2 separate regions of the Homo sapiens genome follow, and region 2 is linked to region 1. Evidence: chromatin loops called from intact Hi-C (ENCODE). Cell type or tissue: body of pancreas. All regions are shown on one strand. Each heading gives the region's core, and the rest is flanking DNA. Links, peaks and the distances in the headings are about the cores only.

What was found. Peaks named below come from ENCODE experiments on the same cell type or tissue, not always from the same donor. Only the 100,000 strongest peaks of a DNase experiment are listed, where the experiment ranks them.
Region 2: it touches region 1 in a loop (2.8-fold over the local background); 10 of 110 quality-filtered maps call a loop at or near these places.

What each region holds. Positions count from the first base shown.
Region 1 is chr14:75,963,326-75,978,325 of GRCh38, forward strand. TGFB3 (transforming growth factor beta 3) reads right to left here. Exons shown (of 7, transcript NM_003239.5): 2 at 8,230-8,393; 3 at 7,801-7,930; 4 at 2,263-2,370; 5 at 1-162. Among named protein-coding and RNA genes, the nearest start is that of TGFB3, 11 kb to the right of the region's middle. In body of pancreas, for the core only: no CTCF peak of the experiment used is centred there; no DNase peak of the experiment used is centred there.
Region 2 is chr14:75,693,475-75,710,599 of GRCh38, forward strand. It overlaps TTLL5 (tubulin tyrosine ligase like 5), which reads left to right. Exons shown (of 32, transcript NM_015072.5): 7 at 5,714-5,796; 8 at 13,544-13,613; 9 at 14,149-14,233. Among named protein-coding and RNA genes, the nearest start is that of TTLL5, 41 kb to the left of the region's middle. RefSeq lists a silencer at 4,258-4,458. In body of pancreas, for the core only: no CTCF peak of the experiment used is centred there; no DNase peak of the experiment used is centred there; H3K27ac peaks cover 1,818 bases.

The DNA of each region.
Region 1 (15,000 bases), core at 1-8,000:
AATTGGTGTCCAAAGCCCGCTTCTTCCTCTGACCCCCCTGGCCCGGGTTGTCGAGCCGGTGTGGGGGAATCATCATGAGGATTAGATGAGGGTTGTGGTGATCCTTCTGCTTCTTGAGGCGCCCCAGATCTCCACGGCCATGGTCATCCTCATTGTCCACGCCTGAAGAAGGGAAGGAAAGTGACAATCTCCTGTCTGAAGAGAGCAGAGCCCTTGGAGGCTGCCTCCTCCACACGCCCCATCACTGCCCAGGAGGAGGGGCAGTGCAGTCTGCGAGGGAGGTGTGGGGGACAAGTGCAGCTTAATTCTGATGTCCAGGTGCAGAAAGGGGAAGAGCAGATGGAGAAGCCAGTATCAAAAGAACTCATTATTATTGTAAGGATGCCCACTGAAAGATGCCCCGTGTTCAGATCCCCATACCCTTGTATAGAAATCTTCCAAGGGGCAGAAAGCCCTTGCTGAGATTCCTAGGAATCTTCATGGACCTATGAAGCATCCCTGTTACTAAGTGGGTACCTAACACATATCTCCGGGTTGTCGGCTTGTTTATTTGTTTGTTTGTTTGTTTTGAGACAGAGTCTCGCTCTGTTGGCCAGGCTGGAGTGCAGTGGCCCCATCTTGGCTCACTGCAACCTCTGCCTCCGGGGTTCAAGAGATTCTCCTGCCTCAGCCTCCCAAGTAGCTGGGATTACAGGTGCATGCCACCATGCCCAGCTATTTTTGTATTTTTAGTAGAGACAGGGTTTCACCATGTTGGCCAGGCTGGTCTCGAACTCCTGACCTCAAGTGATCCGCCCACCTCGGCCTCCCAGAGTGCTAAGATTACAGGTGTGAGCCACTGCACCCAGCCCTGGATTGTCACTTTAGATTCTAGACTTAGAATCTTGGGGTGTGAGTTTCCTCTTAAAATGTGAATGGACCAAGATAACGCAGAAGTCCTACCAAAAATTTAAGGTGTCACAACTTAAGATAGCCTGAATGGGAGCCAAAGAAACAAGACTGTATAATTGTTAACATTCACATTGCACTTAGAGTCTTTGAAGTGTTTTCACTATAAAATTCAGATGAGATAATGAAGCATATGATAAATAGCAAATAAGCTCTGGAAAGAAAATCTAAATTCATCAACCCGTTTCATCTGAAAAAAAAGGAAAAGACTGGAGACTGACTTAGAAAGAGTCTCAACTAAATGGAGATCGATTTTGCGAAGGACAGCTGCCAACTGTTGTCCATCCTCACTGAGGACAGGAACATGAGGAATTAATTTACATAGCTACAGGAGTGGCTCGGGTCTCAGGAAGGGGCACCAGATCTGTAAGATAAATGAGAGACCTGGATCACAAATCCCTTTTTCTGAAAATCTTTATGAACAAGATAAGTATTCACTGAAATGGGAAGGTTTCATCCTAAGCTGGCCTGTAGGTAAGGACTCCAAAGGTCCTCTGGGCTCTAAGGTTCTGTGGTTACAGTGTCAAATCTTTGGCTTTAAGAAAAGGCTGTAAAATAGAGCCCATGTGGGGTAAGATCACTGTCCAGCGCTGAGCCAAAAGAGGCCTGCACCTTTTCCCAGACAAGCCTCTGACCTCAGGCGTTCCGCAGTTACCCAAAATGGGAATATGAAAGGAAAAGAGAACTTCCCTGAACTCCAGAGATCATCAAGGCTGAGTTCCTTGCAAACATAATGGAAAACCAGAAATGACTCTCAACGACTTCGCCATCTCTACCCAAACACCCCGGGGACAAACACCCTGAGGCTCGAAGCAATCATCCAAACCCAGAGGACCCCTGGGCAAGGTCAGGTAGGCCCTGCACATCTGGAAAGCTCAGTTGTCTGGGCACTCATGTTCAGGACAGCCAAACTTAATTTCTTTTAGGGAGGAGGAAGACAAGTCCTATCTGTTGAGCATTTCTGGCACTGTGTTCCTTATTCATTATCTCATTTAATTGCCTGACAACACTGTGAAAGAGGAACTCTCATCCCATTTCACTAGGACCAGAGGCTAGATGGCTTGCCTACACAGTTTCACCACTTACCAGTACGTGTTGTCTTCCAGAGGCTAATGCATTCTCTAAGCTATAAACTGAAAGTTACACTCATTGCTTTTGGGGCAAAGCAGAATTACTCAAGTACAAAATAGTCGGCTATCTCTCTGAAGGAGCTTGGTTTCTTTTCTTGAGGTCTGGTAAGGGTCTCCTGCACTATCCTGTCCCATTAACTTCCCCCCCACTCACCCATCCTACCATACACATTCATTTTGTTACCTTTGAATTTGATTTCCATCACCTCGTGAATGTTTTCCAGGATATCTCCATTGGGCTGAAAGGTGTGACATGGACAGTGAATGCTGATTTCTAGACCTAAGTTGGACTCTGCAAAATAAGACAGAATTAGTGAGAAAAGCACCTCTGTGTGATGGGGAAGTGTGCCCACCACCCATGCAAGGGTGAGCCAGGGCCTCTGCTCCTATAGGGACTCATAGGAACTGAGTTCTATTGAGGGTCACAGGAGACAGAAAGTGCCTCCAGAGCTCAGAGTGGACCTTCAAGCGCACGTTGCCACATTCCAGGTATTCCTGTTGTATTATGAATCACCAAATGGGGGCATACACTAGTGGCCATCATGAAACAGAAGTGGAATAATCATTCCCTTTGAAAGGATGGTATTAAGAGAAAATTGTCACCTACCTACTTGGAGGCAAAAGTACACAGATACAGTAAGGAAAGCAAAAACTCATGCCATCTACATGGTTTTTGGGAGAGGGGATCGTTGAGCCAATCTACTGCAGAAGGATCAGGGCAAGAGGCAGAGGGACTGGAAGAGACTACGGACAGGGAGTAACTAAAGAGTCTCCGAGCACAGAGACTGTGATTCAAAAGGCCACAAATTCAAAAAGCCACAGGATGTAATGCTGGCAAAAAGATTCAAGTCAGGAACCAATGCTAGAGGCAAGGTCACTTGCAAACAGGAAGCAGAATCCGTCTCAGTGGAAGATGCAAGCATTTCTACCAGGGCCATGACTGTGGGCCTAGACAAAGTGGCAGATTCTAGAAGAGATAAGATGAAGATCACGGTTACACTGGGCCATATTTTTCCTAAGGAACAAGGACACAACGAGGTAAAAATTACTTGGACATTTCTTCTTTGGGAATCCTTGTTCACCATGATGGGAAGTTGGAATGTGGATTGCTCACCAAGATGAACAGCTTGGGAAGACAGTTGTGAACTTAGAAAACAGCACAGAGGAGATGATAGAGAACTATGGCTGAGGGTCCAGATGACTTGAGCACGGAGACAGTGAGCATGATGAAGCCTGGAGGTGCCAGGGTTTGGTGCCTGACATTCTGGTGCGTGAAGGGCAACTCCAGCCCATTCGCCTAGTAGTTGTGGGATCACATGTTTTGGCAACCAAAATCAAGGAAGCAGGAACTCAGTAAATGAGGTTGAGTGAAGTGAAGGAAAAAGAAAGAAAATGAAAAGTCTGCACTGAGACAAGTAGTTTTACACAGAAAACCAGGTAGGATCTGGTATCATGTCAATTCTGGTGGGTAAGACTTAATTTGGGAAGCTCTGTTGATCCTGGGATAGCAGCCAGTTGTGGCCAGGTGTAGGAGAGGTCATGGGGGATGGACCTCTCTGGATTCAGGGTCAGCCTCTCGATGAGTTGATTGATTTGCTGCTCCCTGAGGCCACACACCATGTGTGTGAGCATCTGGCCTTGGAGACAACCTGGAGTCTTCCTGAAATTGTGCCATCAGGGCAAACCCCAAAAAGTCCAACCTGGCCCAGCAACCTTCTCATAGACAGAAGGATACAAGCCTACAAGACTGGAGATTCCCATCAACATTAGGTTGGCTTGGACATCCCAGTCCTACTGGTTAAAACCCAGCTCCTTTCTTCCATAAACTCCAGAGCCTAACCAGATCTGCTCTACCCTAAGTCAGGGCAACCTCTGAGGCACACTGCGCCTGCTGAGCTTGAAGATCTCTGTTCCAGCAGGTTCGCTCAGTGAGGGAAGGCAGACCAATAAAACAAGGCAGCTGAGACCCAGCTGGAGGAGAAGTGAATGGAGAGGGAGGTATGAGGATTGCCCTCTCCCTGGGTTAAGGCAGCTGGAAGGAGGAGCCAAAGTAGCTGAAATGGGCTACCTAACAACACAGTGTACCTCCTGGTCAAGCTGGTTCAAGGCAGGCTGGAAGAGACCTGGAGTGAGTGAGTTCCATGATTCTGTGAGTTAGAAAGTCAAGGTGCAGACAGCTGTGTTGGGGAGAGTGAGGGTCCAGGATGTAAGCACAAGAGGGTGGCCTGGCTTGGCCAACAGGCTGTATCCAGATAGAGGACTTAGAGATGATGACAACAATCACTAACTTATTCTATCTCTATAATAATCCCATAGAGCAAGAACTATTATCCCCCATTGTACAGATAAGAACACTGAGGCTTAGGGAGATTAAACAGCTTGCCCAAGATATCCAACCAGTGGATAGTAGTGCCAGGATTCAAGCACTGACAGCTTGATGCCAGATCCCAAACTCTTGTTAGAGACAAGGAGGGGTAAAGAGGGGGCAACAGAGACCACCAAGGAAGATGCCCACACATTCACCAACATGCAAGATGGTTGTTTCCCAGTGTCCCACCTTTCCTGAGCCATGATGCTGAGAGGCTCCCTCCCCAGCCTACTAGGGGAGGCCTGGCCCTGCCTAGCTAGGTGCTGCAGACTATATGAGCAATAGCACAAGGGTATGAGACCTGGGTCCCCAGCGGCCCTTGTGGACTCCAACCCACTCTGCGACCCAGAATGCAGCCTGGGTACCTGGTGCACAAGGGCTCTCAGATGTTTGCTGAATGAATCCAAGACCACATGTGTGACTCAGTTTTCTCATCAATCTACACCGCCAACTGCTCCAATTTGGAGTCCTTTGTTGCCTGGTTTGAAGCCATGAACTCTGAAGAGACTCATGGGCTCTCTGTAAGTACAAACCTGTGTGATGATTCCCCTGTGGGAAAGGTGGGCAGTATCTGCCTAAGTGTGAACTGAAGGTTCCAATGAAGAACTAACCTCAGAATTGGCAGCTGTGGGGGTGGTGGGTGGGGGACCCATAGGTTTTATTACGAAATTATCTTTTTGATGTCTCAGGAGGATGGAAATCATTCTCAATGCAAACTTCTCATTGAGTTCTGCAGCTGTGAAAATAAGAACTCCTTCAAGTGCCCAGGGCTTCAAAGAAATCCAGGTGGAGCTGATCAAAATCAGACAGGGAAGTTAAGAGATTAATTTCCCCAGCCCCTCCTTTCTGTAGCCGTCTGAGTCAGAATTCCCAACAGAGCTGCTGTCGGCAGATCCACGTGGGTTCTCCTAGGCTCTTGCCTTCATGCTCAGTAGGAGGGACAGGATGAAATTCCTGGGTACCCTTGGGACTGGGGCAGGATCTTCAGCCCACCATCTGCCAACTCAGCCACTGGATAATTCCCCTTGGATGGGGAATTTTCTCATTTATGTGACTTGCCTGGGCTCCGTGGCATCAAGCAATGCAAACTCGATGGCTACCGAGCCCAGGCAGGTCACGTAAGTGAGAAAATCGAGCCAGCACATGATGCTAAACAGGAACTGCCAGCCTCACTCTTGGGGAACAATAGGGAATGGTGGGGGCTGCGGGGACTGAGGATGCATACCCCATCTCAAGGGGTGGCCGGTACTCATCTCTGACGGATGGTTATCAGGAAATCTTTCGATTTTTCAAAAACAGCAAGAAGTCCAGGTTTTATGTGAAATCTCCTGACTTAAAACACCCAAAACTGTTGATGACTAGTCAAATCGAAAACAATGTGCAGGCCAAATAGTTTGTAAGCTCTGCCTTTGAGCTTTAACTCTTAGTTGCCTAAAACACCAAGGACTTAGAAGGATCCACCTGCCTCAGGGACTCTGGGCATCAATATGTGGATGGTCTGTGGCTTTATAGCAGCTGATGACAGGAGAAAACCTTGCCCAAGAGGAAGAGAAGGAACAGATGGGACTGCCATCTGTGACCCCAACCCACTGAGCATCAGACCAGGCAGTACCAGCCAAGAAAAGGGAAAGAAACACAGAGGATGGTGTCATGAGACACCAAAGTTCTAATCCAGACTGGACGACCTCGGTCAAGTCACTTAACTTCTCTCGGCCTGTTTCCTTATCTAAAATAAGAAAAGCTTACTCTTGTAAAACATGGTAAAAACCATGAAGTTCTCTCAAATACATTTGATCCTTAAAACAGCTCTGTGAGGCATACATAGAGGAGGAACCATTGCCTGATTTTCCAGGTGAAGGCAGTGTGTGGGTAAGATATTTGGGACATGTGAAGTTTGATATGCCTCCAGGATAGCTCTACTTGCATGACGACCCGGCCTTTTAAACTTAACTGGGCAGAACAGAACCTGTTCTTCTCCTAGGCCCCCTATTTCAATAAGTGATACCACCTGGATGTCGAAAAAATTTAGAAGTTATCTGGAATGCTCTTGTGTCCTCACATCCCATACCTAATCAGCCTGTGCTACTGGCTACCTTCAAAATACAGAACAAATCCATCTGATCGTCATATCCACTGCTACCGCCCTAGTCTCGGCCTAGATATTGCTCTCATCTGGGCTGCCGCCGTGGCTCCTAACTCATTTTCCTGCCTCTTCCCTTGACCTCCTGGAAACTAGAGGGATCTTTTAAAGATGTCAATCAAATCACCTCACCCAGCCCCTCCTCCCTGTAGCTGTCTGAGTCAGAATTCCCAACAGAGCTGCCGTTGGCAGATCCACGTGGGTTCTCCTAGGCTCTTGACTTCACACCCAGTAGAGGGACAGGAAGGAATTCCTGGGTATCTTGAGTATCCCCAGCTCTGGTTATAGCACTCCCACACTTCTCATCACACCTGGAATAAGTCCTGAAACCTCGCCATGACCTGATGATGTTCTAAATTAAATTGGCTGGGCATGCTGGCTCACATCTATAATCCCAGCACTTTTGGAAGCCAAAGTGGGCGGATCACTTGAGGTCAGGAGTTCGAGACCAGCCTGGCCAACATGGTGAAACCCCATCTTTACTAAAAATACAAAAAAATTAGCCAGGTGTGGCAGCGTGCACCTGTAGTCCCAGCTATTCAGGAGACTGAGACGTGAGAATCGCTTGAACCCAGATGGTGGAGGTGCAGTGAGCAGAGATCGCACCACTGCACTCCAGCTTAGGCAACAGAGCGAGACTCAGTCTCAAGAAATAATAATAATAATAATAATAATAATAATAATAATAATAATAATAGTAATAATAAATTATATGGCCCCAGCAACCTCCCTGACCACCTCCCCTCCTCTTCCCCTCCCCAGCTCACCATGCTCCAGCCACACCGATCTGTTTGCTGCTGCTGCTAGAACAAATCAAGCTTATTTCCACTTGAGGGCCTGGGCCTCCCTGTTGCCTTTGCTTAGCACATCCCTTATTCTGATCTTCATGGGCTAAATCCTTATCATTCAGATGTCAATGCATGAATTTCTTCATCATAGAGACCTTCCCTGTTGGACTCCACCCACTCATTGTCACATTGCCCTCTTTCTATTTCTCATAGTTCCTATCCCTGTGGCTGCATCCCCAGGGCCTGTCTTACAGTGAGCATTTAATAAACATTAGTTGAGTGAATGAATGGAGGATACTCAGTGGCAAAGCTAGGGTTTGAACCCAGATCTCTGACTCCCTTAATTCTGTCCTCTTCCCTCCATTTCATGGAGGACTAAGGGACCTGAGGTTCATTCTGAAATGCTTATCTGAAGGGTCCACCTACCTCTTCTCAACAGCCACTCACGCACAGTGTCAGTGACATCAAAGGACAGCCACTCGGCAGTGCCCCGTGTGGGCAGATTCTTGCCACCGATATAGCGCTGTTTGGCAATGTGCTCATCTGGCCGAAGGATCTACAGGGCAGAGAAAGGAGTGAGTACCCGAGACCAGGACAGAGTGCCCCAGAAGATGTCACAATGCAGAGCACAGGTGAGGGAGCGATAGGAAACCAGTGGTTCCTGAATGCCATGGCCCTCGAGCACCTTAGCTAACTCTTAAGTGTTTTAATGACAGACACAGATACGGAAACGAAGGCTCAGAGAAGCCAGGATTCAAACCCAGGTCTGCCAAACGCTGCACCCAGTGGTGCCCTGATATGGCAAAGGAACCAGCTTTCCCGTCGGTGTGGTTTCTGCTCTGAGAGAGGAGTTACCTGGAAGAGCTCGATCCTCTGCTCATTCCGCTTAGAGCTGGGGTTGGGCACCCGCAAGACCCGGAATTCTGCTCGGAATAGGTTGGTTCTATTTTTCTCCACTGAGGACACATTGAAGCGGAAAACCTTGGAGGTAATTCCTTTAGGGCAGACAGCCAGTTCGTCTAGGAGATAAAGCAGAGCAGAGGGCACAGCATGAGCGAGACATGCAGGAACAGTGTGCTGCCAACGGACAGGCACCAAGTGGCCACCGTCCCGCCTGCCACCTCCCTAGAGGCTTGAGGCCTCAGACCGCAAGGTGGAGATACGAGGAAGATTCTTGGTGGCCCTAGAATCACACACAGTCCTGAGCAAGGAGCAGTGTGGCCTCAGAGCTCCACAACATGGCACTAGACTGGCCAGTCAAATCTAATTGCCCCCTCCTCCCACTGCCTTGACATCTCAGTTCTGGTAAGTTTTCCAACCCGTTTTTCCTACTTTTTGAGAAAATACTGATTCTAGAAAGATATCAGCACCTAGTAGTTTACATATCTTACAGCTAGTTGATTTATTCGTGTGTTTGTTCATCTGGGCATTCATTCATTTATCAAAGATGTATTGAGCAGCTACTATATGCCAAGCATAGTGCTAACCTTGGGAAGCAAAACATGAGTAGACACAACCCCTGCCTTCAAGGGGATTAAAACCCATTTATGCCTGGTGTTCCATTATTGGAACGCTAAGCATGTAAGAGTTATTTATATCCTGCTGCTCAAGGTCAAGGCCAAGGTCTGATTTCAAAATTCAAAAAAGTGCAGCCTCAGGCTTATGGGTTAATATCTAAGGGGGGGTATTAATACATGGGCCCAAATAACAGGACTAGAGAGAAATAATAGGACAGAGTGCCCCGGAAGATGTCACAATGCAGGAGCACAGGTGAGGGGAGCGACAGGAAACCAGTGGTTTTCAGAGAAGTCCAGGAGTTGCTGCAGGAAATCAAAGGAGGGAAATGGCAAGGAGCACTTCACGGAAGGGGTGAAAATTGAGAGGATTTGAGGATGGGGAGGAAAGAAATGTTACATGGAGTGACTGCTGGAAGCAAAGGCAGGGAGGGGAGGAAATGCAAATGAGTAAGAGGGGCCCGAAACAGCAGGTGGGAGCCAGGTGAGAAAGGGCAAGATGATAGATTGGGGTCCACCTGTCAGACTAAAAGGTTAAATTTTAACCCATTAACAGTAGGGAGTCACTGAAAGTGTTTGAGCAGTGCAGTGACATCTCAACCTTGTGTTTTAGACCCAATAAAGCAGGGCTTATATAGCAAAGAGCCCACATCATGAGCCTGGCAGAAACACAGATGCTTCCTCTGACCAAGCTGGTGTGTCACCATTGGCTCCTTTCTCTTTCCTTGACAGCACGTGCTATGCCAGACGCTGTCACCTGCTGGCCTCTTCATCCCTGTCCACAAGATGTGGGCAGCGAATGCTCTTTCCCACCCCTCTGAGCCAGAGAAAGAGAAAGAGCCTGTCTTTTCTCTGCTCCTGTACACTTGACAGCCTCAAGGTCTGAGCAGTATTAACACCCAGAGAAAAACTTTCTGCACAAATGGTAACAATAGCCCGAAGTTGAAATTCAAGCTCATAGACCCAGATTCCACACATAATGGACATGGCTGGAATGAGCTTATAATCACCCCGAGGGGTTGTTGAGGAAGTCACAGACAAGGCAGGAAGGATCAGAGGCCTGGAAACAAGCAAATGCGCTACTGATCTTCAGGAAAGGATGAGTGAGTGTTTCTGGAAATTGCCATCTGGTGGGCCTGACGCTGGTTCTTAGAAAATTAATGGAACAGATGTTAGGAAAACAAATGTGTGAATGCTGTCTAATGAAGCCCTGATTAATAATTGGCTTTGAAAGAACAGATACTGCCAACGATTCCCTAAACCATTTCAGATAGAACCAAGGAGAGAAATCAGTGATAGTTAAGTAATGTGTAAGTTTACAAGTTTGTAATACTCTGAATGTGGATAAGCTACTTGCATTGGCAACCCTATCAAGGACAACAGAGCTGGGTTTTGAAGGAGCTGTTATTGATATGGCTTCAGTTACAATAGCACCTGCTGGGAGGATCACTTGAGCTCGGGAGGTCCAGATTGCAGTGAGCCAGGATTGTGCCACTGCACTCCAGCCTGGGCAACAGAGGGAGACTCTGTTTCAAGTAAATAAATAAATTAATAAAGTAAATAAATAACACAGCTCCAGTGACTACAAGAGGAATAAAGGGTAAGTCAGTGCAACATGCACCTTGCTGTAAAAAGAAGGGAGATGGGGCCGGGCACGGTGGCTCACGCCTGTAATCCCAGCACTTCGGGAAGCCGAGGTGGGCAGATCACGACATCAGGAGTTTGAGACCAGCCTGACCAACATGGTGAAACCCTGTCTCTACTAAAAATATGAAAATTAGCCAGGCCTGGTGGTGCGTGCCTGTAATCCCAGCTACTGAGGAGGTTGAGGCAGGAGAATCGCTTGAACCCAGGAGGCAGAGGTTGCAATGAGCTGAGGTGGTGCCATTGCACTCCAACCTGGGCAACAGAGTGAGACTCCATCTCAGAAAAAAAAGAAGGGAGATGGAAAATGGCACTTGCTGGTGAGACAGTCAGAGTGGGTCAAGGCAGTGGGAAGCCAGGAGATGGGGAAAGTTATGAGCTAAGAGAGTTCTCAGGACACCCTAGTGGCCGTCCTCTTTGGTTTCTTCCAGCCTATCAATCATAATCTGCTCCCCAGGATGAACACATCCTGGGGAGAATTTTAAGGTTTCAAGAAAGAGGTGGGAAAGGTCATTTTTCTATTACTGGGATATATAGATTTCCCATGATTAGAAGGGACATCAGGAGTCATGTGGCGCAACCCTCTTCAGAGGAAGAAATGGCTGTCTAGAGGGTCTTGGCCAGAGTCACTCAGAAGTTAGCTGACACAAGCAACTTGACACTAGCAAGCAAAGCTTAGGACACAATTGCTAGTGATTAAAAAAGAATTGGCACCTGGGCAACAAGGTGAAACCCCGTCTCTACTAAAAATACAAAAATTAGCCAGGCATGATGGTGCATGCTTGTAATCCTAGCTATTCAGGAGGCTGAGGCAGGAGAGTCACTTGAACCTGGGAGGTCGAGGTTGCAGTGAGCTGAGATTGTGTCACTGCACTCCAGCCTGGGCAACAGAGTGAGACTCCATCTCAAAAAAAAAAAAAAAAAGAAGAAGAAGAAGAAGAATTGGCAGCCAGGCATGGTGGCTCACGCCTGTAATCCCAGCCAGCACCTTGGGAGGCTGAGGTGGGTGGATTGCTTGAGCTCAGGTGTTTGAGACCAGCCTGGCCAACATGGTGAAACCCCATCTCTATAAAAAATACGAAAATTAGCTGGGCATGGTAGCACATGTCTGTTATTTCAGCTACTCGGGAGGCTGAGGCGGGAGGATTGCTTGAGCCCAGGAGTTCAAGATCAGCCTGGACAACATAGGGAGGACCTATCCCTATTATTTAAAATTAAAAATTTTAAAGGCCGAGAACAGTGGCTCATGCCTGTAATCCCAGCACTTTGGGAGGCCGAGGCAGGTGGATCACTGGAGGTCAGGAGTTCGAGACCAGCCTGGCCAACATGGCAAAACCCCATCTCTACTCCAAATACAAAAATTAGCTGGGTGTGGTGGTGGGCACCTGTAACCCCAGCTACTCGGGAGGCTGAGGCATGAGAATCACTTGAACCCAGAAGGCAGAAGCTACAGTGAGCCGAGATTGCACCAGTGCACTCCAGGCTGGGTGACAGAGTGAGACTCTGTCAAAAAAATTAAAATTAAAATTAATTAAAAAAAAGAATTGCCTGGGAGATCAAAGAAAATGTACATACAATCTTCTTGACAATCAAATTCACTGAATAATGATGTTTTAAGTAATCTGTGGAATGAATCATCGTATACATAAATAAGCAAAATGTAATAGCACCACCTTGTTTTGTCGAGTTTTTATTACTTCATGTGACCTTCTAACAACCCCTGAGAAGAATGAAAACATGTAAAATTTATCACTTGACAAATGAGAAAACTGAGCCTCAAAAAGTTAAATGTCTTTCCCAAGGTCACATAACTAGAAGGTGGTGGAGGTGGGGTTTGAACCCAGGTCTTCTGAACATACCTCATTTATTGAAGCAGAGACTCTTCAAGCTGGGAGGGATCTGGGAGATCATCTGGTGAAGATGGTTTCATCAACAAAATATGGCAAGATTCCACTAAATGGGCCTAGAGTGTCAACCTATGCCTCAGACAATGACCCACTGCAAACGAGTTTGTGGTTCTTAAGCCATGCCTCACAGAACACTAGTATTATTGAGAGCTGGACTAGGGGGTCCCACCTTTACAAATTAAATCTTGAGCAACTTTTTCCATTGCACAGAAAAAATATATATTGGTGAATGCCATTTTCTCTATTTTGTTTAACGGGGCAAAACATAAGCAAAGAATATTCATGTACAGTATGCATGGAAAAACCAGGAAATAGCTGACCATGTTTAGTTAACTGCCTTTTAAAATGTGTTCAGACACCTGGGTGGCTAGGTGTGCCTTTGCTTGTATATATCATTTCTGCTGGTTCTAGTGAAGGGACTATATTTATCAGTGTGGCTGTACTTCTCTACCCTGGCTGCACATTAGAATCACCTGGAAAGCTTTAAAAACAAATGATTCCTGGACCCATTCCCCAGCAGTTCTGACTACACTGGAGTGAGTGGGGTCCACGGCATATTTTTTTCAAGATCTCCAGATGATTCTAACGTGCAGCCAGGGTTGAGAACCACAGATTATAATGTGTTGCAAAGGGCACCATGGCTTCTAGATGTTCTGGAAGTTTGAGAAACCACTGCTTTAATGGTGTGAGCTTTCTATTGATTAACCGTTAAATGAATTAGACATGTTGTTTCGCTGATGGAACACCTTTAAAAATTTTGAGTTAGAAGCCCATAAACATTTTAAGCCCATGTTAAAAATTGGAACACTTCACAGAAAGATCCAGATTTTCTGCTTTTCTGGGACACGGGAAGAACTAATCAAGCTGGACCCACAGTCCTCAATGCAAAACCCAGCAAGAACTGAGGCTGGCTGCTGCTTTGGCTGGGCACGTGGGCTCCAGGTCCCCTCCCTCTCCCTGTCTCACACACCCTACTTTCTTCTTGACCCCAAGACCAAGTGTCCTGGTGCAGTTTATCATGACGCCGTGGCTTTTCTTCCAGATCATTTGCATTTCCTGCCGGGTCTCTGTAGGCACTTGTGTTTGCCATCCCTCTAAGAAAAGTTTCGCCCTAGTTCACTGACTCTTAAGCTTCAATGTGCTTAAGAATCCATAAGGAGCTTGTCGAAAATACAGGTTCCCCAAGACTCCACCCCCTCAAGATTCTGATTCTATAAGGGTGGGTGGGACCAGGGAATCTACATTTACCTCCAGCTTCCTCTGGACCACACTTGGAGAAGTGCTGACCTCTACTGTGCAGAGGGCATTGGCCCTTGGAGCAAATGATTTTCAGAATAATTCTCAGAATAAACAAAATCTACACTTAGCAGCTAGAGAACAAAGACTAAAATATAGAGTTTTCTCTTTGCTGAGAAACTCTGGGTTTGCTGGTTGTCTTAGCGCTGCCCTTGGCTGAAAACAACAAGTCTCCGAACAGAGACAGATAATTACAAGCCAGAAGATAAAATGACACCTACATTGGTGATACCTTTGTAAGAGGGATGACAACGGAAGTAAAAAAGCTGTGTCCTTTCCCATCACATGGGGTCAGAGAAACTCTCTACTCCCTCCCGACAGTAAAATCCTGGAGAATTAGAAAAAGGATTACAGAGTCTTGCCCATACTCCCCAATAGAGGCTCTGCTGATTCATCCCAGATGGAATTATAAAATTCTTTCAGCTGAAAAGGAGTTTGGAAATCATCTCTAACTTTACAGCTGGGGAAACTGAGGCTCAGAGAGGTCACTTTTACGTAGCTGCGGTTGCTTAACCTGCTTGAGACTCTTCATTAAATAAAGAAAACTCCTTCATTAAATTAGGGAGAACATTTGTGGCAGTATGAATCTCCCGGGCAAAAAAAAAAAAAAAAAAATGCAGAGCTAAGGAAGAACAAATCCAGTTATCATTGTGCAATCTGCCACCTGGGTTACTAAGATAATAACTCTGACCTCTCCTGCTTGGTCCAACACATGATTCATTTATGTTATAAATCAAAGTTCTACTGAACCCTAAAGGTTAAAGGAGGTTAAAGGTAACACTTACAACGTGTATTTTACATATAAATGAGTGCTTAACTACATGCGTCCTGCACACAGAATGTCTAGGTTAGGGTCCCTGCTCTTTTTGGACAAATTACTTAAGCAATCCAGGTCTCAGTTTCCTTATCTGTAAAACAGGGAGAAAAGGTTATTTAGGAAAAGGCCTTCCTCTCTGCTCTCACCTTGGTGCCCTTTCTCCTGCACTACTAAAAAGTATTTCCTCTTTCATTTTCCTCTCCAGGGACCTCTATCTCCTTGCCCTGGCTCCTACTGTCACTTTCCTTTGAATGCATGTTCACTGGGTCAGGGAAGTGGCCAGAAGTGAGGAAATATGGAACAGAACGTGATCTCATGACCTCCCAGCAGAGGCTCTGGCATTGAGACCCTGCTGTGCCCCACCACAGACCTGGTGTCACCCCTGTCTGCCCTCATGAGTTAAAGACAGGCTTCCTTCCCCCACCCCGCCCCGCCGCCTTGCAAGCCC
Region 2 (17,125 bases), core at 5,322-13,321, 260 kb before region 1:
ATGTGAAAGCCTAGGTACTCCCCAAACTGTTCTCAGTAATTTGAGTGTAGTGGTTGGAATACATGGCACACTGGTCTATCTAGGCTCCTGCCATCACTGCCAGTTACAGTATTTAGTAGAATAGAATTAGAGGTCTGTGACCCTGAAGACCGTGACTAAGGATCTGTTGCCAACTCCAGCCATTCCCCTCAAGGGGACAGCTTTCTAAGCAGAAGGAAGAAAGAAGCAACAAAGAAGAAGATGGGGTGGTACCAGTATCAGAAAAGCAAAACTTTCCCCAGAATTGGGCTCTATGGCCATCTCTAGTTGTAAGGGAGATTGAGAAGTGATTCTAACATGTGAATTTTCATGTCCGCCAACTAATTACAGATGACTAGATTTCAAAGCAATGGGTAAATTTGTAGAATTACGATTTTAGAATTATAAGAGATCTTAGTAAATCAGGCTAAATTTTACAAATCTCATTTTAAAGATAAGACTAGGTGATTTAAGCAAATTACCTCTAGAGTCATATACTTGAAAAGCCAGAATTACAACTCAGATCTTTCTACTCCAGGTTCATTGCTGTTTCTGTTAGACCAAGCCTGCTGCCACTGTAGGAACTGGAAAGCACTTGAAAGAACTGGGGAGCCTGTTTTAGTACATCTTCATCCTGAAGCAGAGAGTCCTGAGCAAGACTGCCCGGCCTTTGCCTCTGATTTTTCTTGCTTCCTACCCACACATTTAGAACCTGTAAAAGAGAACAATCCTTGTTCTGAAAATATCACAAATCAAGGAGAAAAGCCTAGCATGAAAGACAGTCTTTGATATTTAGAATTTCAAGAACATTCAGGATTTTAATCATAGTGAAGCACCAGAAGAAGCATTAACTTCTTTTTTTTTGAGACAGTCTTACTCTATCGCCCAGGCTGGAGTGCAATGGTGTGATCTCGGCTCACTGCAACCTCTGCCTCCTGGGTTCAAGCAATTCTTCTGCCTCAACCTCCTGAGTAGCTGGGATTACAGATGTGCACCATGCCTAGCTAATTTTTGTGTTTTTAGTAGAGATGGGGTTTCACCATGTTGGCCAGGCTAGTCTCGAACTCCTGACCTCAGGTGATCCGCCCACCTCGGCCTCCCAAATTGCTGGGATTACAGGCATAAGCCACTGCGCCCAGCCAGATGTTGTGGGAAGTCAGGGACCCTGAGCGGAGGGACTGGCTGAAGCCATGGCAGAGTAACATAAATTGTGAAGATTTCATGGATGTTTATTAGTTCCCCAAATTAATACTTTTATAATTTCTTACGCCTATCTTTACTGCAGTCTCTGAACATAAATTGTGAAGATTTTATGGACATTTATCACTTCCCTAATCAATACTCTTGTGATTTCCTATGTCTGTCTTTACTTTAATCTCTTAATCCCGTCATCTTCATAAGCTGAGGACGTATGTCGCCTCAGGACCCTGTGATAATTGCGTTAACTGCACAAATTGTTCGTAAAGCATGTGTTTAAACAATATGAAATCTGGGCACCTTGAAAAAAGAACAGGATAACAGTGATGTTCATGGAACAAGGGAGATAACCATTAGGTCTGACTGCCTGAGAGCTGGGTGGAACAGAGCCATATTTCTCTTCTTACAAAAGCGAATAGGAGAAATATTGCTGAATTCTTTTTCTCAGCAAGGAACAGCCCTGAGAAAGAGAATGCATTCCTAGGGGAAGGTCCCTAAAATGGCCACTCTAGGAATGTCTGTCTTAGACGGTTGAAGATAAGGGATAAAATAAGCCCTGGTCTCCCGTCGCGCTCCCAGGCCTATTAGGATGAGGAAATTCCTGCCTAGTAAATTTTAGTCAGACTGGTTGTCTGCTCTCAACCCTGTCTCCTGATAAGATGTTATCAATGACAATGCGTGCCCAGTGGGACATGAAACTTCATTAGCAATTTTAGTTTTGCCTGGTCCTGTGATCTCACTCTGCCCCCATTTGCCTTGTGATATTTTATTGCCTTGGGAAGCATGTGATCTCTGTGACCCACACCCTATTCGTACACTCCCTCCCCTTTAAAAATCACTAATAAAAACTTGCTGGTTTTGCGGCTCAGGGGGCATCATGGAACCTGCCAACATGTGATGTCTCCCCTGGACACCAGCTTTAAAATTTCTCTCTTTTGTACTCTTTCCCTTTATTTCTCAGACCGGCCAACACTTAGGGAAATAGAAAAGAACCTATGTTGAAATATTGGGGGTGGTTCCCCCGATAGCCAGAAGCATTAACTTCTGATAAGCCTAGTTCACAAAGTAGAGGGTACTGTCTCCAGATGGCTTTGACCCCTTCCCTTCCCTGCCCTCCCCTCCCCTCCCCTCCCCGACTTCCCTCTCCCACTTCCCTCCCCTACCTTCCTCCCGCTACCTTTCCCCCTTCCCTCCCCTCTCCTTCCTTCCCTTCCCCTCCCCTCCCCTCCCTCCCCAGGGTCTTGTTCTCTCACCCAGGCTGTGGTAATCATAGCTCCCCATAACCTCGAATTCCTAGGCTCATGTAATCTGCCCACCTCAGCCTTAGAAGCAGCTAGGACTACAGCCACACACCACCATGCCTGGCTAATTTTTTTATTTTCCATAGAGACAGTCTCAGTAGGTTGGCCAGCCTGGTCTTGAACTCCTGGCCTCAAGGGATCCTCCTGCCCCAGTCTCCCAAAGCGCTGGGATTACAGGTGTGAGTGAGCCTATTAATAACTAGCCTGGTCGTTTCCTTAGACATTTCTGTAGAACCTTGTACTTCCTTTTTATAACTCTCATTGCCTGTAATTACTTGTTCAATGTCTGTTTTTTCGGCTAGTCTAATCTTCATGATGGAAAAGACTGTATTTTTTAATACTGTGCGCCCCACACCTAGCAAACTGATGGACACAGATTAGATACTTAGAGGTATTAAATGAGTGACATTTGGAAAGTTTTGTTATTTTTTGTTTTGTTTTGATATTAATAGCCTCTTGCTCAGGCATTCTGTTCAGTCTGCTCAGTATCTGGGGAAAATGGCAAAGTGAAAAAAATATATAAACTGAATACACATACATATATTCAGTGGCCTCACTTTATGGAAATTTAATTTTTTGTCATATATAACTATAAATATGTCTTCTATAGCAGGACTTATAAATTATATTTTTTGAAAGGTAATATATTCCCATGGTACAAAAGAAATTCCAAAACAGTCATCAGTGAAAAGACTCTTTTCTCCTCTTGTTCCTCAGTCATCCCATTTTCCTCCCCAGAGATGATCAGTGTTACTAGTTTTTTACATACCCTCTAGAGATATTCTTTGCATTTACTAGCAAATAACGTGTGTATATGAACAGATGGGCGTATATAACATACATTGCCCTGCACTTTGTTTTTTTCATTTAACAGGCTATCTTCAAGATCATTCCATATCAGTTCATTAATAATATTCTTGTTTTGTGTGTCTGCTTAATATTCCATTGTGTAGATTAGATGTCTGCAAACTATATCCCTTGAGTGAAATTGGTCTTCTGCCAGTTTTTGTGTGTCCCACAAGCTAAGAACCATTTTTAAATGGTTGGAAAGAAATCAAAAGAAGAATAAAATTTTGTGGCATGTAGAAATCATATGAAATTCAGTGTTCATACATAAAATTTTATGTAAACAGCCACACCCCTTTGCTTACATATTGTTTATGGCTACTTTCAAGCTACAATTGCAGAGTTAGGTACTGCCACAGAAACTGCATGGCCTGCAAAGCCTAAAATATTTATTCTCTGGCTTTTTACAAAAATAGTTTGCCGACCCTTCATACAGATGCATTGTAGTGTATTTAATTAATATTTTGCTGTTATAACACAGCATTGAAAATCTTATATATGCAATATTTTACACATGTGTGAGTAGAACTAGAGGATATAGTTCTAGAGGTAGAATTGCTCACAGAGTTTTAAATTCTGTGCGGCACATTAAATTTTTTCTAATTCTGTTAATTCTGCATCAAGGGAAAAGGCAGAGGAAGATGGGGGAGAGTGGACAAAAGATCTCTTTCTTTCCTCCTGCTGAAATGGTTTGTGGCATTGACAAAGTCAAGTTTGTGTGGGAGGCTTTGAAGAGACTGGCTCATGTCAGAGGGAGAGGAAAGAAAAGGAGACAAGTAGTTGCTGGCAAGTCATCTGGGAAAAGGAGCTGAGCCTAGAGAGCTCCTTCTGAAGACCTGCCTGGTATAGGCCCAAATGCAGGGTGGAGGGAAGTGTGCAAAACTTCAGGACTCCAGTATCTGAAAGTCTTGTTCTGATACTGGAGCCCTAGAAAAGGACTTGCCTCTTAATAGGTCCAACCAGAAGAACAGAAACTATAGGGAACTTTCTTAGGTTTATGCTGTTGTATTCTAGATAAACTGGGACTGATATCTTGGCGCACAGCAACCTAGGCAATTTGGAAAAAGGAAGTCTTTGTGAGATCTGCTCAGAAACATTTGCATTTGCTTGATTTATTTCCCCACACTATTCCTTCCCTTTCTCTCTTCCTTCATTGAAGAAAAATACCAAAAACAAAAAATTCTCTCAATTTTTACCTTTCATCCCATCTCTGCTTTGAAACAGTACTGACTGCTGCCACCTGACGTATTTCATCAAAAGTGGAAGAGGCACAGCTGGGACCAGTGCTCTCTCTCCAGTCTGGGATGTGAGAATCAGCAGCACTGAGAGCTCTAGCCTGCTTCTCTCCCCTGACTTCTGACACTCCCTAAGTGGAAGACAGAGCTGCTTTTCCTCAGACCACTTGCAAGCCTCTGGGAGGCTTAGTGTCAGTTGTCTGCTTTCTCTTTTCACGATCCAAAGGGATATAAAGTGTAAAGCTGAACCTGGGAAAGGAACAGGACAAATGGCACCTTTTAATCACTTGTAAATGATTGTCCTTCCTCTCCACTGGCACATTGCTTGATTTACAGTGAATTTTTTTTTATAAGCTCGAAATATTTAAGGAAAGTAGCTGTATTATAAGAACTAGATTTTGGCTTACATTGACACTGTTTGCCTAAGGTCCTTTAGTTAACAGATGTAAGCATTTCAAAGATTCATGATGATTCTTTGTGACAGTAATAGACTAACATCCAGATATTTGCCTTATTTTGTTTTCATCTTTTCATTCAAGAAAGAGGGGAGGCCGGGCATGGTGGCTTATACCTGTAATTCCGGCGCTTTGGGAGGCTGAGGTGGGAGGATTGCTTGAGGCCAGGAGTTGAAGACTAGCCTGGGCAACATAGAGAAACCCTGTCTCTACAAAAAGTTAAAAACAATTAGCTGGGCATGGTGGCCCATGCCTGTAGTCCCATCAACTCAGAAGGCTGAGGTGGGAGGACTGTTTGAGCCCCAGAGGTTGAGGGTGCAATAAGCTATGGAAGCACCACTGCACTCCAGCCTGGTCAACAGAGCAAAGACCCTGCCTTAAAAAAAAAAAAAAGAAAAGGAAAGAGGCGAAATGGTGGAAGAAATTACTATGGGAGTGATTTTGCTGTCCTCTTTTCTCCTCCCTCCTTCCCTCGCTCTATTTTTATTTTTAAGGCAAGTCCAAAAATACAGGTAATTTTAGTTACTGCCCAACACTTAGAAATTTGTAAGATTTTTGGGTTCCCTGAGTAGATAACCCTTTTTGAAAGTTGATATAATAAACTCAAGTTCATTCTTTTTCTTTGTTTCCTCTGTTTTTTATCTCCCAATATTTTGAGCAGATTCATATTCGAAGGACCGGGGACCTTGGATAGTAAAACCAGTGGCATCTTCAAGGGGGCGGGGCGTCTACCTGATCAACAATGTAAGTATGCAGCAGATGGCAAACCTCTCTCCTCACTTGTTCTTTCCTCCTTCACCCTTTGTATTGGTTACTAATATAGTTCCATTTCATTAAGAGCAGGTGTGCTCTTCTTAAATCTGCATTCAGAAGTGAGTTAAGCGTAGGTATAACTTGACTTGTTTGCCTTACTGGCAGGAATCTTCTGCACCAGCAGTTACTCCATGGCTAAAAAGACACTTGATCAGATTTTAGGGGAGGGCAACCTGTTGTGTCAGCAGAAAAGAGGTACCTTTTCTGCTTTTAGCATATTGTGATGTTAATTCCTACACACCAAGTATTAATTGATAGCGTATGTGTTTAGCATCTGTTGTGAGCAGAACTGTGGGTTCTGTTCTCAAGGTTATCAAACAAGTGAACCTTAATTTGGTATGGTATCCTCGCTACTGCTGCTGCTTCTCCTTTCTCCTCCTTCCTTCCTCTTTCCTTTCCTCTTTCTGCCCTTCTTCGTCTCATTTCTCCTCTTTTTTCAAAAGCCAGCAATATCTTGATTCTTTGCAAAATTCTCATTAAAAGTTGTCTTAAATTGAATACATACACATGGTAAATAAAATCCCTACTGGTCTCACTCCCTGGACTTACAATAGTAGTTAGTAACTTTTGTTGATTTATATTTCTTTCATTGACATTACATTGTATTTGTTAATTCCCAGTTTGGCATTTATTGCATTTACATCATGTCCCACCCTCCCTTGCACATTTGTTTGATTAGTTTTTATGTTTATGTTTTAAACAATAATAGAATCTCTTCAGTAACTATGATTCAGTTTCTTTATTTTATCTATAAGTTGAGTAAAACATTTAAACTCAGTGGAAACCAACTCTTGGACTTCTAAAGGGGGAAATATTAGGATAGGTAGCTGGGCAGACATGAGCCGGGCATGAGAGGGCCCCCGCTACCACCAAGGAGTGTCAGGTGATCATCAGGTGATGGTCAGGCAGTTGTTAAACTGGTCTCTCTAAAATAATAATTGGTAGCAGCAGATGCCAGGGAAAGGCAGGCACCTGAAGCTGGTGATCAGCCATTTCCCAGTAAGATCTCAGGAGTTGGGCGAGTAGGCTCAAGCATGTGCCCTAAGAAGCAAAATGATGGAGTTTAACTGGTATATGACCTTCCTCTAGGAACACTCGACTGGTAAGGCAAAAACACTTCAAATGAGCACGTGCACAGCTGCAGCCAACACACTGTGTATGAGGCCCCTCTCAAGTGCTGGCAGGCCACTGCACATGCAGACAGCTTACCCCATGGAAAAATCAAGGGAGGAGAGATGCAAAACCCCGGAAGCATGCCAACATATAAAACCCCAAGTCTAAGGTGAAACAGGCACTTGGGTCTCTCAAGTTGTCGGCTTGGCCCTCTTCCACGTGTACTTTACTTCCTTTCATTTCTGCTCTAAAACTTTTCAATAAATGTTCACTCCTGCTCTAAAACTTGCCTTGGTCTCTCACTCTGCCTTATGCCCTCAGACAAATTCTTTCCTGCAAGGAGGCAATAAGTGAGTTGCTGCAGACCCACCCATATGGATTTGCTGCTGCCGCTGACAGACTTTGGGATTCTGAAATTTAACCAGGATTTAGGCCTGGACCAGTTTTTTATTCTTCCTCCTGGATATTTGGCAGGCATTTTCAGTCTGGAAACTGGTGTTTTTCTTTAAGGAAAGTTATCTTCTTATTTGTCTCCGCTTTTAGAACTCTTTTTTGAGGCATTCTAGATCTTTCCTTCATGTTAACTTTTCTCGCATTTTTAATTCTTTTCCCATCTTCTAGATCACAGGTTGAGGTTTATCCATTTATTATTCATTTATCTACTGTATTTTTATATTGGGTATCATAGGTTGATTTCCAGAAACTCATATTCTGATTTGCTTTATTTTTATTTACAAATAACAACCTTTTGTTGCATAATGGATGCAGTTTGCCTGCCTTTCCTTCTGAGGATACCAATGGAAATTTTTGTAAAGTTCTCTTCTGTCCTTTAATTTTATTGGGATTGTCTTTTCCCCTGCTATTGGATTTTCTCAGCTTTGATGATCCTTACATGTTGGACCATATTTATGAACAAAAGACTAGACTGAATGAAACTGGCCGCTGGTCTGGGTTTCTACTGTGGTTGTGTAGGACTCTTTTCCTAATATCTTCTCCCTGGAAGAGGCTGACTGTGAATTTTGTGTAAGGGCAAAACATGTTGACTCTCAGGCTTTACTTTAGGTGGACATGGTGAGAAGCACTCCCCTTCCACCTTGCCAAAATAAAGTGGGCCATATTGTGAATGCAGAGGAGGATTTTGGTGATCTCCCTCTTGGGCAGAGCTACCTTTCTTTTCCTTTTTGTGTGTACTGGTGATAAGGTAGCCTCAAGTTCTACTCTTCTCTATCAGATTTCTGCACCCACACGTCTCCTGGCCTCACTGTTCCAAATGCTGTTTGTTAATTATCTGATTCTAATTCCTTGGCTGATCCCTGAGCTTCATGTTTGTTGAGTACAAGCTTGGAAATTTGCAGGAGCCTCCTTGGGAAGGTCACTCTTATCTCTTTTGGACTTTTCTGGCTTCTTTTACTTTTTCCTAGCTTTGATATCATTTCATTCTTTTGAAAATATTCTTTCTGTCCTTCCACTGGAACTCTGGAAGGGCAGGGGTAGGTAGATGTGTTGTATGTGGGACCAGAACCCTATCTTAAATTCCCCACTTGTCTTTTCACATTGAGCTGTTTGCCATATGTGTAGAAACTAACTTTCTGAGGGATCTTTCACATTGGAAAGTCCTTAAATTCAGTCTGGACTCAAAACAGTACCGTAAACAATGATGGCCAGACCCTTCATGCCAAAGAAATATAGGATCTGGTTTTGATAGAGCAACTGCTACAGCCCCAGGCATTGGCTGCAACTTCTGTTACCTGGCCTAGGCCACTCTGGAGGCCTTTTACCCTGAGTCTCCTGTGACATAAGGCCATGGTCATATGCCTTGGCTCTGTCTCCTCTTGTCTCTGCTCTGACGTTGGTGTTGAAGGCCCCTCTCCAACAGCTTTTCCTTCAGCTCTGTGCCAGGAGCTCCAGTGTTGTTTGAATCTCATAGACGGCACTAGTTTGGGTTTAGGTTTTAGCTGCCAAATGGAATTGCTATTGAAAGTCAGCTATGGTACAAGTTTGCTTTTTATTTTCTTAGATATGAGTCAAAAAGAATAGGATCTATTCCCAGCTCATCTGGGACTTTTTTCTTTTGGAATGCTTTTTTGCCCTAGTGATTTGTTATTTTAAAGCTAGCATCATAAAGGATAGAAAAGTTAAACTTTCCTTGGTGGAGCCGAGAACCCTGCGCCCTAACTCTTCCCTGGATGCCGAATCTCAGTGGGGTGACATGTCTTAGAGAATGTGTTTGGCAGGCTATGTAAGAGTCTTTTTCTCCCTCCCACCTCTCCCTGGGCTGAATCCTTTGAGACCCCCTGCATAGATCAAAGTACTTGGCAGGACCTTTTGCCTTCCCCCTCCCTCTTTGTGAAGCTTTGGAATGAGTCTGATTCTTTTAGGTATTTAGTGGAAGTGCCAGACAGAAGCCTGGGAGGATGCCAGGAGGCATGAGGGGAGCTGGCAACATGCGGACATAATGGGAAAATACTCCTGTTTTACCCCAAAACTGGAATTTTACCACCTTTTACCCAGACCTGCAAACCATGTTGTTAATACTCTTCTCTCTCCTTACACAAAAGGCATAACCATCCCCTCTTTTCCATGCCTGGATCCTTTCCCATGGAATATGTGACCCATTAGCCAACTGGATGAAGTAACTCTTTCCAAGGCTGCTGCCTGCTTTCCTTTTAGATTTAAGCAGGAGGGTGAGGAGAGGGAATGCTGAGGCAGAGGGTCTGGGAGCAGAACTAATGTGAGTGAGTGAGGGATTTAGGCAGTGGGGATGGAGTTGGTGTGAGGGCCAAATGAAAATATCTTCCCCTCTCTTCCCACTGGAGTGAGAGGGCCACTTACTAAAACTTCCCTATAGTAGTCATAACCTTTTGGAAACTCTCTGCAAATAGCAACTTTTACCATTACGAGAACGAGATAAAGGATAGCAAAAGCATCACTTTTATGTAACACTGAAAAGAGAAGTGTGGACCACAGATGGAAACATCTCGGTTGGCTAACGTGGTCTCATAAGGATGTGCTCTTTAGAAATACAGCATAAAGGAACAAAGCTGTGTTTGCTCCACTCCTTCAGTAACCATGACTAAATGCCATATTTTCCCAATTTAGTATATTCAAAGCAAGGAGGGGAAAGAATGGGTGTTTTCTGATTAAGGTATGAATTTGATTATGGAAGTCAAGTTTACTCATTCTTGTCTCACACATGATCCATGGGAAATACAGTATTGATACATTCTCTGAGACTTTCACATGTTAGGAGAGTGTTAGGTCACTCTAGTCCCTCCTATATTCGTGAATATAATTCTGTACTCTCTTGTTTCTGTTTGTTTATGTGTTTTTATCTTAGGTTCCCTTTGTTTTTCTCATTGCTCAACAAGTATTTCAGGAGTGCCTACTGTGTTGTCACTCCTTAAAAGCTTTTGAGAAATTCTCCTAATTATTATGTATCTCCAATTTTCATAATAGTACCACTCAGTACTCTGAGTAGAATGGCATGCAGCAGGTAGTGATGAATGCTGTTGAGCTGTGGGACTTTGTAATTAGAACCACATATATTCTGTTAAGTTTGCAGTAATAATAACTAATGTTTATTGAGCCTACCACTGTCCTTTCTAAACATAATCTCACTTAATCCATATATGAACCCTATGAGGTAGTTATTATTTCCTTAATAAGTGGTAGAGTCAAGGTTGTAACTCAGGTCCAGATGATTCCAGCATAGACACTCTTAACCACTATATCATTCTCCTTTACAATGACTTAACAGATACCATGAGCTTTAACCTTAAGGTCCATTTAGAAAGATACCTTTCCAGCCAGGCGCAGTGGCTCATGCCTGTAATCCCAGCACTTTGGGAGGCTGAGGCGGGCATATCACTTGAGGCCAGGAGTTTGAGACCAGCCTGGGCAACATGGTGAAACCCCATCTCTACTAAAAATACAAAAATTAGCTGGGTATGGTGGTACGTGTCTGTAATCCCAACTACTGGGGAGGCTGAGGCAGGGCAGTTGCTTGAACCTAGGAAGTGGAGGTTGCAGTGAGCTGAAATAACACCATTGGACTCCAGCCTGGGCGAAGAAATGAGATGCTGTCTTAGAAAAGAAAGATGTGTTTCCAACTTTCCCAACAATTCAGATTCCTACTTCAGCATTCTTTGGGAGGCAGTTTGAGCTTTGAATTGGAATAATTTGAAATGAGTTAACTGGGGATTGATGAAAGGAAACAGGCTTGAAGATATCAAAAAGTTTTTCTTAGTTGCTCTTCAGTCTGTAACGCTGTGCAAAGAAACTATATCCAAACCTTTCTTTTCTTCTGGGAGTCTACAGTTTAATTCCCAATGCGGATAGAAGTGAGGGATAAAGACAATAGAACACATAGTAAAGTTACCTAAATATTGTAAGGGTTTATGTTACGTGTAACTCAAAGGATAAATGTGTATGGTGAGCAAGGGAGGAGAGGAAATGGGCATGGGCGTTAGATGTGTCATGGAATGATGACCACTATCAGCATATTCTCTGCTGTGGAGAAAAGTTGGGTGAGTAGATATTTATTGTAGCCTATAGGTTCTACTCAGTAGGAAGAGAGCTGTGATTGTTTGATTTTACGTTTACAACATAGCCTGCAGCTGTATAGTGATTGCATCAATTCTCATTGAGCAGATTCAAAATGGAGATAGTACTTACGAGAAGCTGATCAAGAAATGTAAGGGAGTCAGGAAATGGTATGGATGATGAAGTTCATTAGGGATGAATCAGTAATGATGTCATTGTGTTCCTATGATGCGTAGAGATGGGTTGTGAAAGCTGTGTTCTGACTTTGAGATAGCAGCAGTGGGAACTGAGAGAGGACTCTCATTCTGACTTCAGAGCTGCTCATACTGGTTGTGTATAATGTTATAGGTCACAAAATTATCATATGAAAAACAGTAGTAGTATTGAGGGTAGGAAATGCATTGTTATAAAGACAAACTTTTGAATTTGGGGGACAATTAAATTTGAGAGCAGAATATTGGGAAGAGGTAAGAATAAAGCCTAAAAGCGAAGCCTGTGAGGAAGACTCCCTGGATTCCGTTGCTGCTCTATTGCTTATTAGCTCCGTGACTTTGAGCAGGTCCCTAACCCACTCTGATTCTTTTTTAATCTATAAAATGTGGATGGTGATATACCTGCCTCATGGGGTTGGGTGAGGATTAAATGAAATAATCCTGTGAACAGACTTAGAACAGCACTTGGCACATCCACGTGTTTAGTACATTTGTTAAATTTTGTGTCTGCAAATGTTGATGGTTATTTCTGTTGCCTTTACTGTAGCTATTATCAACCTAATTATTATCACTACCACTTCCCTTTTGGAGCCCTTTTGTCCTACATGGATTGTGGTGACTTCCAGCTTTATCTAATCACATGTGAAGGTTTTTTTTTTTCTCCCAGATATTTTAATCTTGCTGTTTCCTTAATCTAGAATCCACAATAATTTCCTGCTTCCCACCATGCTAAATATAAACTCCCTTTGCCAGGGGTTCAAATCCCTTTGTCAGTAGGGTACCTCCCTCCTCATTGTTTAACCATGTCTTTCATAATTTCCCAGTTCAGTCTTTTAGCCCCAGGTCTGTGAATCGGCCCACCCTCCTTTCTACTGGGCTTGGTGCGTGCCATCTTCCGATGATGGGCTCCTTTCTTCTCCACCATGTGCTTCCCAGCCTTCACTCATTTCTGCATCTACTCTTCTGGGACAAGTCTTCCCTGACTGGTCCCACCTGATTGGTCTGCACTTTAACTTTGTAACCTGGCATCTTGTATTTATAGAAATGCTGCTTTGTGTTCTTTTAAATTCTATATTTTGCTGTTCCTCTACCTAAATATTAAACTTTTCAGGGATAGGGATTTACTGAATCTTAAATCTGCCAGGCAGAGATTATATGTGTTATGTTCATCATGGTATCCCCAGTGCCATATGCAGTGTCCACAGTACTTTTCTATTTATTGTATAAACAACTGTTTTTCATTGAAGAAATCTTTTAAAGACCTTATTCACTCTTTGCATACAGTTGCTTAGCAAATACCCTTAAGTGAATCAATTAAACACCTATCTCATTTTACAGAGAAAATGCTAGGATCCATTGTGGATCTGTAAGTTCTCCAAACATGTTAATGAAAGCCTTCATTTAAGAATAGTAGTAGTATTTTTAAATTTCCATTATACTTCAGGGAGAAAGCAAGTTTTCATTTATTTTTAAAGTGGCTCTTATTTTCTTGGCAGGTAACTATTTAATATCATGTATATACATCTTTAAGGCTATTAGGCTTATTTATTTATTTATTTATTTATTTATTATTTATTATGTGAGAGGTACTGTGTAAATTTATTTTTCCTGCATCGTAATTGGATGCCTATAGTGTTATAGAAGTGATATTATATGGCCAACTGAATATATGGGTACCTTGGAGGAAACTTTAACCAGAATTTTAGTTTTCCACCTTACCATTTCTTTAAAGGTTAAGAACTTTGCTCCCTTATTGTAAATTAGGATTCCTGTGTATTTCTATTCTTTCATTCTTTCTCTTTACTCAATAGCCAAACCAGATCTCCCTGGAAGAGAACATTTTGGTCTCCCGTTACATTAACAACCCCCTGCTCATAGATGGTGAGTTGTGATTAGGCCCTTGACCAAATTGGGCCAGATTTTTGCTCAACTTTTTAAGCTTTTCATAGCCTTCTCTAGTAAGTCTTTATTATACTGTTGTGAAATTCTTGACATGTGTGGCTCCAGAAAGGCAGCAGGTTCCTTACCTATCTCACGGGATTTATCTGAAGGTGAAATGAGACAATATAAGAGAAAGTGCTTTATAGGTTATATAGTAGTATATGTATGAAAATTGTGCAGTAATTAATATATATGAAAATGACACACATATGCATTATATATACATTACAGTTATATTAATGTATATATACATTATACGGTTTTTATTATGTACTATATACATAATATGTATACGGTACAATTATATAGTATAATTATTAGTTATCCTCCGAAGTCAAGGTGTGTGAGCAGTGTGTGTTTCATGTGGAGTGTAGGAATGTTCTTTCTTTCATGTTTCTTGGTTTCGTTGTTTATTCTGTAACAGGAAACAAATGAACTTAGTTTTTTTTTGTGAATACAAACTTTTTTTTTTTAGATTTCAAGTTTGACGTGCGCCTCTATGTGCTCGTGACTTCCTATGATCCTCTTGTCATCTATCTCTATGAAGAAGGATTGGCTAGGTAAGAAGCTGTTTGGGGGTGAAGGGGTTGGGTGGGTATATTAAGGGTGGGTATATTAAGAGTGGATCCATTAACAAGTTTATTAAATCAGATCATGCTATTTTTACTTGTCATTACTGCTTACAGATGCAATCCACCTCCTCAACTGCTGTGCTCTATAACATCAAAGCCAGTATGCCTAAAAAGAACTTCAGAAATTAGGCTTATTTGTCTGTAGTCTCACTGCATGTCCACACATAAGGTGTGTAAACATCTTCCCCAGCACTGATCCAGGATCATATGGTATTTTCCTGCAGTGACAATTGTTATGAAGCTCCTAGGATATTAAGATAATTTGCTGTTATTCTTCAGGATAGATGTAGAAAGAAAAATAAAATCCTACCTGTATTTGCCTATTATATGCCAGGCATTTATTTTCATCCTCGCAACAACCTTTTAGTTGATGCATTTTTGCAGTTGAGGAAACAGATTTAGAGGTGGGAGAAGTGGAATGGGGATTTGACCTCATGGATCTGACTCCAGAGCTCAGGGCTCAGACAATTTCATGCCCTCTCATATTTGGAAGGTATTAATTGAGGGTTTTTTTTTTTTTCCTTAACATGCAAGTTACTTTACAGTGGTTGTACATACATTGTTCTCTTTTTGTTAAGGTGCTTTTTTTTGTTTGTTTTTGAGATGGCGTGATCTCGGCTCACTGCAAGCTCTGCCTCCAGGTTCACGCCATTCTCCTGCCTCAGCCTCCTGAGTAGCTGGGACAACAGGTGCCCCCCACCATGCCTGGCTAATGTTTTGTATTTTTAGTAGAGACGAGGTTTCACTGTGTTAGCCAGGATGGTCTCGATCTCCTGACCTCGTGATCCGCCTGCCTCAGCCTCCCAAAGTGCTGGGATTACAGGTGTGAGCCACCACACCTGGCCTGTTGAGGTGCTTTCTAAGTTTTAAGGTAATGTGACTTACAAGATTAAGTTCAAGTTGTTATATTTTGAAGTTTTGTTTCCTCTAGCCACAGAATTTTACAGGTAATTGTTTTTGTAAACCCTTTAAATTGTTTAAAATAAGTATGTAACTACTATGCTGTGTTCTTCCCCCCAACAAAACTAAATTTTTGTATTAGCCAACTAGTTTGCCCTGAAGTTCTTTTTATGCGTAGTGCCTTTGATATAGAGCAGGGGTGTCCAATCTTTTGGCTTCCCTGGGCCACATTGGAAGAAGAATTGTCTTGGGCCATACCTAAAATACACTAACAATAGCTGATGAGCTTAAAAAAAATTGCAAAAAACTCATAATATTTTGAGAAACTTTATAAATTTGTGTTGGGCCACATTCAAAGCTGTCCTGGGCTGTATGCAGCCTGTGGGCCTCAGGTTGGACAAGCTTGTTATAAAGCATAGCAGTTTAGGAGGTGATTTGCATCTGTGAGTGGTCACGACAAGCTAAAAAAGCCTGGTCTGTGTATGTTTCTGTATTTTAGAAAATGCAATTGGAAGATGGGAAATACCATGGATAAAAGAAGGCTACCTATTTATGTACAGGTGCTTTGACAGATATTATTGTACTCTGACAACTATTATTTTAGAATGGTCTTTTAATGATTTTAGAGACTTAGTTTTTTTCACATGTATCCTATGACTTGAAATCAGTGAGAGCAGACTAACCAAACCTCGCTGGTGGAGCTCTGTGTTCCGTTCGCCTCTAGGTGGCAGTCACAGCATTTATAAGTCCTGTCATATTCTTAACTGAGATTTTGAGTTTGAGCCCTGGGAACATTGGAGACTACCAAAACTCCCTAGTTCTGGCCTCTTCCTTGAAAATTGAGAAAGGGAAGAACTGAAACATCTCGCAGTTATTAGATAAAGGGCTGGACCAGGCATCTGAACATGAGCTGACTACTAGCTCTAATCAGGTTTTTATAGGAAAGAAATTGTCGATAATATTTGTAGACACACGTGCTCTCACGTTTTGAAGTATCACTATACAAAATTAGGTATAAAAGCCTATTCCTGGCCAGGCGTGGTGGCTCACACCTGTAATCCTAGCACTTTGGGAGGCCGAGACGGGAGGATTGCCTGAGGCCAGGAGTTCAAGACCAGTTTGGGCAACATTGTGAGACCCCATCTCATTAAAAAAAAAAAAAAAAAAAAAAAAAAAGACCAAGAAAAAGCCTATTCCCTATATTATTTAAAACAAAATGATGGTAAAATACAGTCCTGACTTCTCAGATATGCAAGGTTCTGAGGATTTTCAGCTTTATAATTTGAGACTTCTGAGCTTTCTCTCTTTTGTGTTATGAGTTTCATCATTCTCCTTCCTCTGCTCATCCTCACCTTCACTTCTCTCCTGTGTCAAGTTTTAGAAACTGATTATGTCCTGCCAAAAATTGGACTTTGGGAATAGAGAAAAGAGATGGAGGTTGTGCTTCACTGTTTCTCAAGGACATCATAGCAATATGTTTTGCTTAATATTCCAAAGATATTTTCACCTACAATATTAACAGCCCTCTCTATGGGTAAAATTTGGCATAATTTTAAGACCTTTCTGGTTCAGAGCACAACATGAGAACAACAGTACCAATGTTTATTATAGAATTTACTACAAATATGCAAGTGCTTTGGCTACTGGTTGTGTGTTGGAAGTCAGAATCTACTGAATTAAGTATAACCCTTTTGCTTCCAGCAGAAACAAAAAAATTTATACACACACACACACACACACACACACACACACACACACAATGGATGTTTTTTCACAGAATAATTAGAAAAACAGCTTTTAAAAAACTCAGACCAAGTAGAACCAGAAAGCCACATGAATTTTCAGGGCTTTGGTTAGGTTTACCTGAAAGTGTAGGTGAATATAAAAGCTTTATCAAAGCTTTACAAAAGCATAACGCAT